2 separate regions of the Mus musculus genome follow, and region 2 is linked to region 1. A link is a loop called in an ENCODE intact Hi-C map of the cell type or tissue named here. Cell type or tissue: heart. All regions are shown on one strand. Links, peaks and the distances in the headings refer to the core of each region. The heading gives the core; the rest is flanking DNA.

Region 1 (2,908 bases), core at 198-2,697:
AGCTGCTTCCTGCCTTTCAAGTTTTCCATGATGCTACGGCCCTGGATGCAGGACACCATACACAGCATTTCTGCTGCGAGCTTGGCGTTGCTCCTGGGGAGGACACAGAGCAAGTGAGGGGAGAGGTGGGAAGTGATGCTCTCCACTCACTGCAAACGCTATCCTTCCACCCACTGCCCTGCAAAGGCATCCAAAGACGGAGGCGCACTTCTACCTTATTCTGTGCTTTAGGGCGAGTGGTTCTCCTTCTGGCCTTCTGAGGCCATCCTTACCAGTGAACTGAGATGCCTACGTCTGGCCTGGGTGTTTGGGACACTCATTGAGGAGATGGTCTTCCATTCCCAGAGATACTACATAGCGAGTCTCATTGCGGCTTCTGGAGAGAGCCATGCACAGAGACCTTCTGGGGATGTGGGAATCAGCTCTGTGGGTGCCTGGCTGATGGATTCTCAATTACCCTGATGAGAGACCCCCAAATCAGAACTAACTGGCAGACTCCAGCGAACCCACGGAACCATGAGACAGACTACTTAACTGGCTTTTAGCTGCTAGTTTCTGGTGGGTTTCCATGCATCAGTGGGCCAGCAGAACCATCCGTTAGGCTCAGCCAGGCTGTTTCCTGGGCTCAAAACAACGTCTTGTCCCAGGTGGTCTGTACTCTGTACTGAGAGGTGCACACAGGCCTGCAGGACCATCCCAGAGCAGCACCGCAGCTCCTCACACAGTCTCTTGTTTCTCAAATCCAGGGGAGCTGTGGTCTGGGTACATGCAGCATGGGGGTGAGGGTGGGGTGAGAGTGGGGCGGGAGGAGGGCATGTTCCCGCTGTTTAGCTCAGCCTCACGGATTTTATTCTGTGAGTAATAAACTTGTTCTGAGGACACTTCTTTTGGGTCCAGGGGCTCTGGAAGACAGGCACCTGCTTGCTGGAGCAACCATCCCCATATGCCAGTATATGCCAGTAGAGGAAGGGCATCTGATCTTAGACTGTAAGGACCTGCTGCATAGTGGGAATTGGTGGTCTGAAGATAAACTGAGGTTATGGGGTAATTAGAATCCCTTTTTTAGGTGATAGGTTGGTGTAAAGAAGGCTGAGAGCCTAGCCTGGGGAGTAACAATCGGAAATTTTGATCTTTCCATACAGGGCCATACAACTTAAAAAAAAAAAAAAAAAAAAAAAAAAGAGGTGCGCTGCAGCCAGCAGGGTGCAACAACAACAGTCACCAGCAGGGGGCAACAACGGTCTATAAAAGACTTTCAGAAGCCTTGTCGAGGAACTCAGCACTGCCCCCTCCAGGTTTCTTGTTGCTGTTTGTATGCATGGGCATCTTTGCTTTATTTTTACAGGGATTACCTTTAAAAATTAGATTTGATTTAGTATCACTGATGGAAGAGTGTGCTAGCCTGGCCTGGTGCTACGCCCGGCTCCCCTCCTGTGCCCAAGCAGGTGGTGGCTGTTTGCAGTAGCACAAACAGCGTACAACAACCCTTTCTGCGGGGGTGCTCAATTCTTTTTGTCCTAAGGATATTTTGAGTGATAGAAGTGGATCTTGCACAGGGTTGAACATGGCCATTTCCCCAGCTCTGGTATGACCCTATTGGGTGTGACGTCTATGTCTGCAGTCACCACATGCACCCCCCCTTGTCCATCTTCCCTGCAGAGCTATGGTAAGTAGACTTCAGCTACTCTGGCCTCCCTCTTCCAACTCACTATAAAATCAAAGGAAGAGCGAAATTTGTGTGGGTAGATGGCTCAGTGGTAAAGGTTGTGCCCTCTAAGGCCAGGACACCAAAAGTTGTTGTAATCATTTCTCTTCTCATGCCTGCGGCCAAATTCCCCATAAGAACAATTGAAAGAAGGTGGGGCTTTTGGTTCACGTTTGAGCCAGATTCCCTGCTGGAATATAAGAGGAGTGTAGCCTAGTCTCCTAGCTGACTCTTCTCAGCATTCTAGTCTCCCGCACCCTGCCAGAATGGTCCATTAAGTTTTTCTAGGACTTTTCAGTCCTAATTTACAAACTCTTCCACATTCCTCCTACTAACCAGTTCTAAAGGCCCCTGGGCCACATGATCAGGTGCTCTTCAGCACAAATGTCACGTCCACACTGCAGGCCATGGGCTTCTGCTGACTCTCAGCAGTGGTCTGAACATAGCCTCGGAGCTGCCGCTGTGCACAGGACACAGGCTTGGCCTTGTCCTCCTAGGAGTCTGACCAATCAGGAGGCAGATGCCACATGCCCCTTAAATCCTGCCAACACAGGCTGGCATTACCACCACCCCAGGAGCGCATCAAAAGGGCTCAGAAAGCAAGGCTGGTAGACATAGCTCAAGACTGGGGGCATGGGCAAGGGGAAGAACTCGGTGGATTTGGGGACTAAATCTGGCCACTGGGCAGAGGAAGCACCTTTATAGCCCTGGGTCATGACTCTGTCTTTCAGGGTAACTGGACTCAGGAAAGAAGCCAAAAAGAAGAGCCCAAGGAAGGCAGCCTTGACTGTGTGGCCAATTGTCCCAACACTGCTTTTTACAATAGCCCCATGTTCAGGAAAAAAGGAAAAGGACATTGCTGAAACTACGAGGGAAGATGGACACGTTCTGGTGCTTCACTGGTGGTGAAGGCTGACTAGTTAATGTTCCCCTCCCCCATCCAGGCTCATGTGTTTGAACACTGGTTAGGAGCAGGTGGCACTGTTTTGGGAGGTTGTAGGGCCTTTAAGAGGTGTCACCTTGCTCATGGGATCCAGCCATTGAGGACAGGCTGTGAGGTTTTGCAGCCTGGCCATACTTCCCGCTCCCTGCTTCCTGTTCTGAAGAGCAGACTGTGTAGCGAGCCATCCCAGCTGCACACTTTAGCTGCCTTCTCACAGCCTGCCCCCAGGCCTTCCCTCTGCAGTGCACTGCAGCCTGAAA
Region 2 (2,908 bases), core at 125-2,624, 420 kb after region 1:
TTTGTCAAAGTTGCTGTGGACAGTACAGACTCAGTGCATGCTAGCCTGGACGACTTGCTGACTGCTCAGGCTTTTAGGAAAACAATGGACAGAGAGGGCCAGAAAGGCACAACACTAATCATTACCAGTGTCCCCAGTGTCCGGATGCCTATGTACCTAGGGCTGGGCGGGGACCACGCAGGCATGGGATGTCTGTCCCGTGTAGGCAGCCAGTCCTGCCAACTCTTCTCCCTGTTCAGGAGTGCGCTATACTTGGCAGTTTCCTTGTTATCCCAGCTTCTTTCTCAGGACACCCCCAAGTCCTTACCTTTGGACTTGTCCCTGGGCCCATGAGGACCAGTTCCTCTAGAAACCTCTCCAGCTCCACCTCCAGGCGACAGTGGGTAGGCGCTGGGAGCGCAGCCGGAGGGCTGTGATGCTCAGTAATTAGGATGGCACATGAGATTCGCCTTTCGAATATGCTTGATGTACTCACACAAACATTCCTTATAATAGCAAGCTATTGTAAAGGTCTCAATAATATGTAAACAACATCTCACCGAGGTGGGAGGAGTGGGCCCCACTCAACTTGTACCTTCAAGTGGGTGTGCCACATTCTCTGAGGAGAGCAGGGTAATCTGCTAATAGGAGTCGGGGTTGGTAAGGGCCTCCCAAGCACAGCCTTTGCTCTGGCTCTGCCTTTCGTTGACGTCTGAGTGTCCAAGACTAGCCTTTGGATAAAGATACACGTGAGACCAGAATGGTGAACACCAACCTCTCTATTCTGTATAAGCCTGTGTTCCTGTCATGAGATGACTCCTAGACTCTGCCATAGGCTCTTGCCTTGTCTGTTGCAGCCCCTATGCATTGAGGGTCTGCACAGAGATGGCCACAGCTATCCTTTTTCATCCTTTGGGGGAAAAAAGACGGCGTTTGGGTAGGCCTGAGTTTGTTCTTAGCTGAGTACTCCCACTGGGTGAGACAGGTCAGGTTTTCTCACACAGAAGCAAGCCTGTGTCCTTTTCAGTGTTGTCACTCACTACCCATGATCCCTCACTTCTCAAGTTCCAGTCCCGCAATTGAGACCTCAGTTGAATGAGGTCTTACTTACTGAAAGTCTGGCCGCAGCGCCACCTCCTGGAAGTAAACTAAATTGCACTTCTTCAGCAGAGTGCTTCTGCCTGTGCTGTCGGTGGGATGTGTCTGAATACATTTGTTTTGCCTGTGTATGTGTGTGTGTGTGTGTGTGTGTGTGTGTGTGTGTGTGTGTGTGTGTGTGTGTGTCCGTGTCTGTGTGCTTATAATTAAACCTGTAGCCTCATACAAGAGGCTCAACCCAAGTTTGAATTATGTGTTTTTGAGGGTGCAGACAATATACTATTCACGCAAAGCTTAACTTTCTGGTAGGCACCTCTGCAGGGGAGCTGTGGGAAGAAGGAGGGTTGAATGTTCCTCTAGCTCCTGCTAGAGTCATTACAGATGCACTTGACGCTGACCCCCAACCTCCACCAAGGCAGGACTTAATCTTTTTAACCTCTTTATTTTATGTGTATGGTGTTTTGTCTCCATCTATGTCTATGCAACATGTGCATGCCTAATACCAGATGGGAGCATGAGATCCCCCGAGACTGGAGCCACGGGTGGTGGTGAACTGCCAGCTGAGTCCTGGGAATTGAACTCTGTTCCTCAGGAAGATCAGCAGGCAGAGTTCTTAACCACTGAGCTTGCTCTCCAGCCCCCTTCAAGGAAGGAACTTGGATGTAAGTGGTAGACACAAAGGCCTCTCCCCTGGACCTCCATTTTTCACACCTCTTCAAGAACAGCTGATGGGTGATCTCCAAAGACAGGCGAATGCTGTTTTATGGCATTGACACCAGGCAAGCCCTTTACCACTGGAGTGGACCCCTAACCCAATGATCAGCCAAATCTGAAGTGCCACACTGGGCAGATATTCTCAGTACACATCAGGCTGCAACTTGTGTTGTGATCCTGCTGGGAGCAGGTGAGGGGCCTCAATGGCATCAGCAACTTGGGGCTAAGACTACATAGGGAGGCTCTCCCTTAAGAGGACAGCATCAGACAAGGTGTGAGGAGCAAAAGGAGAGGAGGACTATGCATTAGGCGACAGCTTTGGCCTGGCCTGTTCTTGTGGGTAATAAACTGAGCTCCTGTAACTTAAGGGCTGGGGTTCCTGGCCGAGACTGATGATGGTGGGCACTGGTGCTCCCCATAAGTCAGGTTGAGACTTTCCAGGGACTCTAGCCCCTGGTCTCTGAGATGTCCAAAGCAAATTCTCAGTCCAAATACCTACCTAGAGGGACCTCCAAGGAGCTATGAGGTGTCTAACAACTTCACAGACTTCTAGGGCATATGGGACTCCATTGGGCTCGTCCTGATCCTCAGACCTGCCTCCCTTTCCAGCAACCATAGCTTTGGCAAGGACCAGAGAGACCAAATACTTGAGTGTCGGCCCCTCCGGAGAGCTGGCCTTTCACACACACCAGGGCCAGAGCCAGGGGCAGCATAATGGGCACCCAGGATATTGAGGGGTAGATCCCATACTATGTGGGAAGTGCCTGCCCTGGCCACAGTTCTGCTGCAGAGTACAGGAGTTCCATGGTGTTCTGGAACTCTCTGATCTCAGGCTCTGCACCAGGATACGTGGGGCTTGAGGAAAGAGGCGTGACTGCCTCTGTGCTGCATACATAAACACAGGCACACGCTAACATATGTGCACACAGGGAGGCACATGCCTGCAAGAACATACATACATGGACTCACATGCAGACATGCACACACGTGCCTCTGTATCTCCTCTGGGCAGTCAGGGACTACAATAACATTCCTGTCCCTGCGGCCAAAGCCTCGTAGCCAGGAGACGGGACAGACAAAAAGGACACAACAAAGGTCTGTCACTTCAAAGGACCAA

The links. A loop is a pair of places that touch in the nucleus more often than their neighbours do. Peaks named below come from ENCODE experiments on the same cell type or tissue, not always from the same donor. Only the 100,000 strongest peaks of a DNase experiment are listed, where the experiment ranks them.
Region 2: it touches region 1 in a loop (5-fold over the local background); 7 of 42 quality-filtered maps call a loop at or near these places.

Annotation. Positions count from the first base shown.
Region 1 is chr7:139,647,015-139,649,922 of GRCm38, forward strand. It overlaps Cfap46 (cilia and flagella associated protein 46), which reads right to left. Exons shown (of 59, transcript NM_001302546.1): 23 at 1-93. Among named protein-coding and RNA genes, the nearest start is that of Cfap46, 35 kb to the right of the region's middle. In heart, for the core only: a CTCF peak has its summit at 1,276 (motif pointing right); a DNase peak (open chromatin) is centred at 1,277; H3K27me3 peaks cover 304 bases.
Region 2 is chr7:140,062,188-140,065,095 of GRCm38, forward strand. No RefSeq gene overlaps it. Among named protein-coding and RNA genes, the nearest start is that of Msx3, 15 kb to the left of the region's middle. In heart, for the core only: CTCF peaks have their summits at 373 (motif pointing left) and 1,111 (motif pointing left); no DNase peak of the experiment used is centred there; H3K27me3 peaks cover 2,500 bases.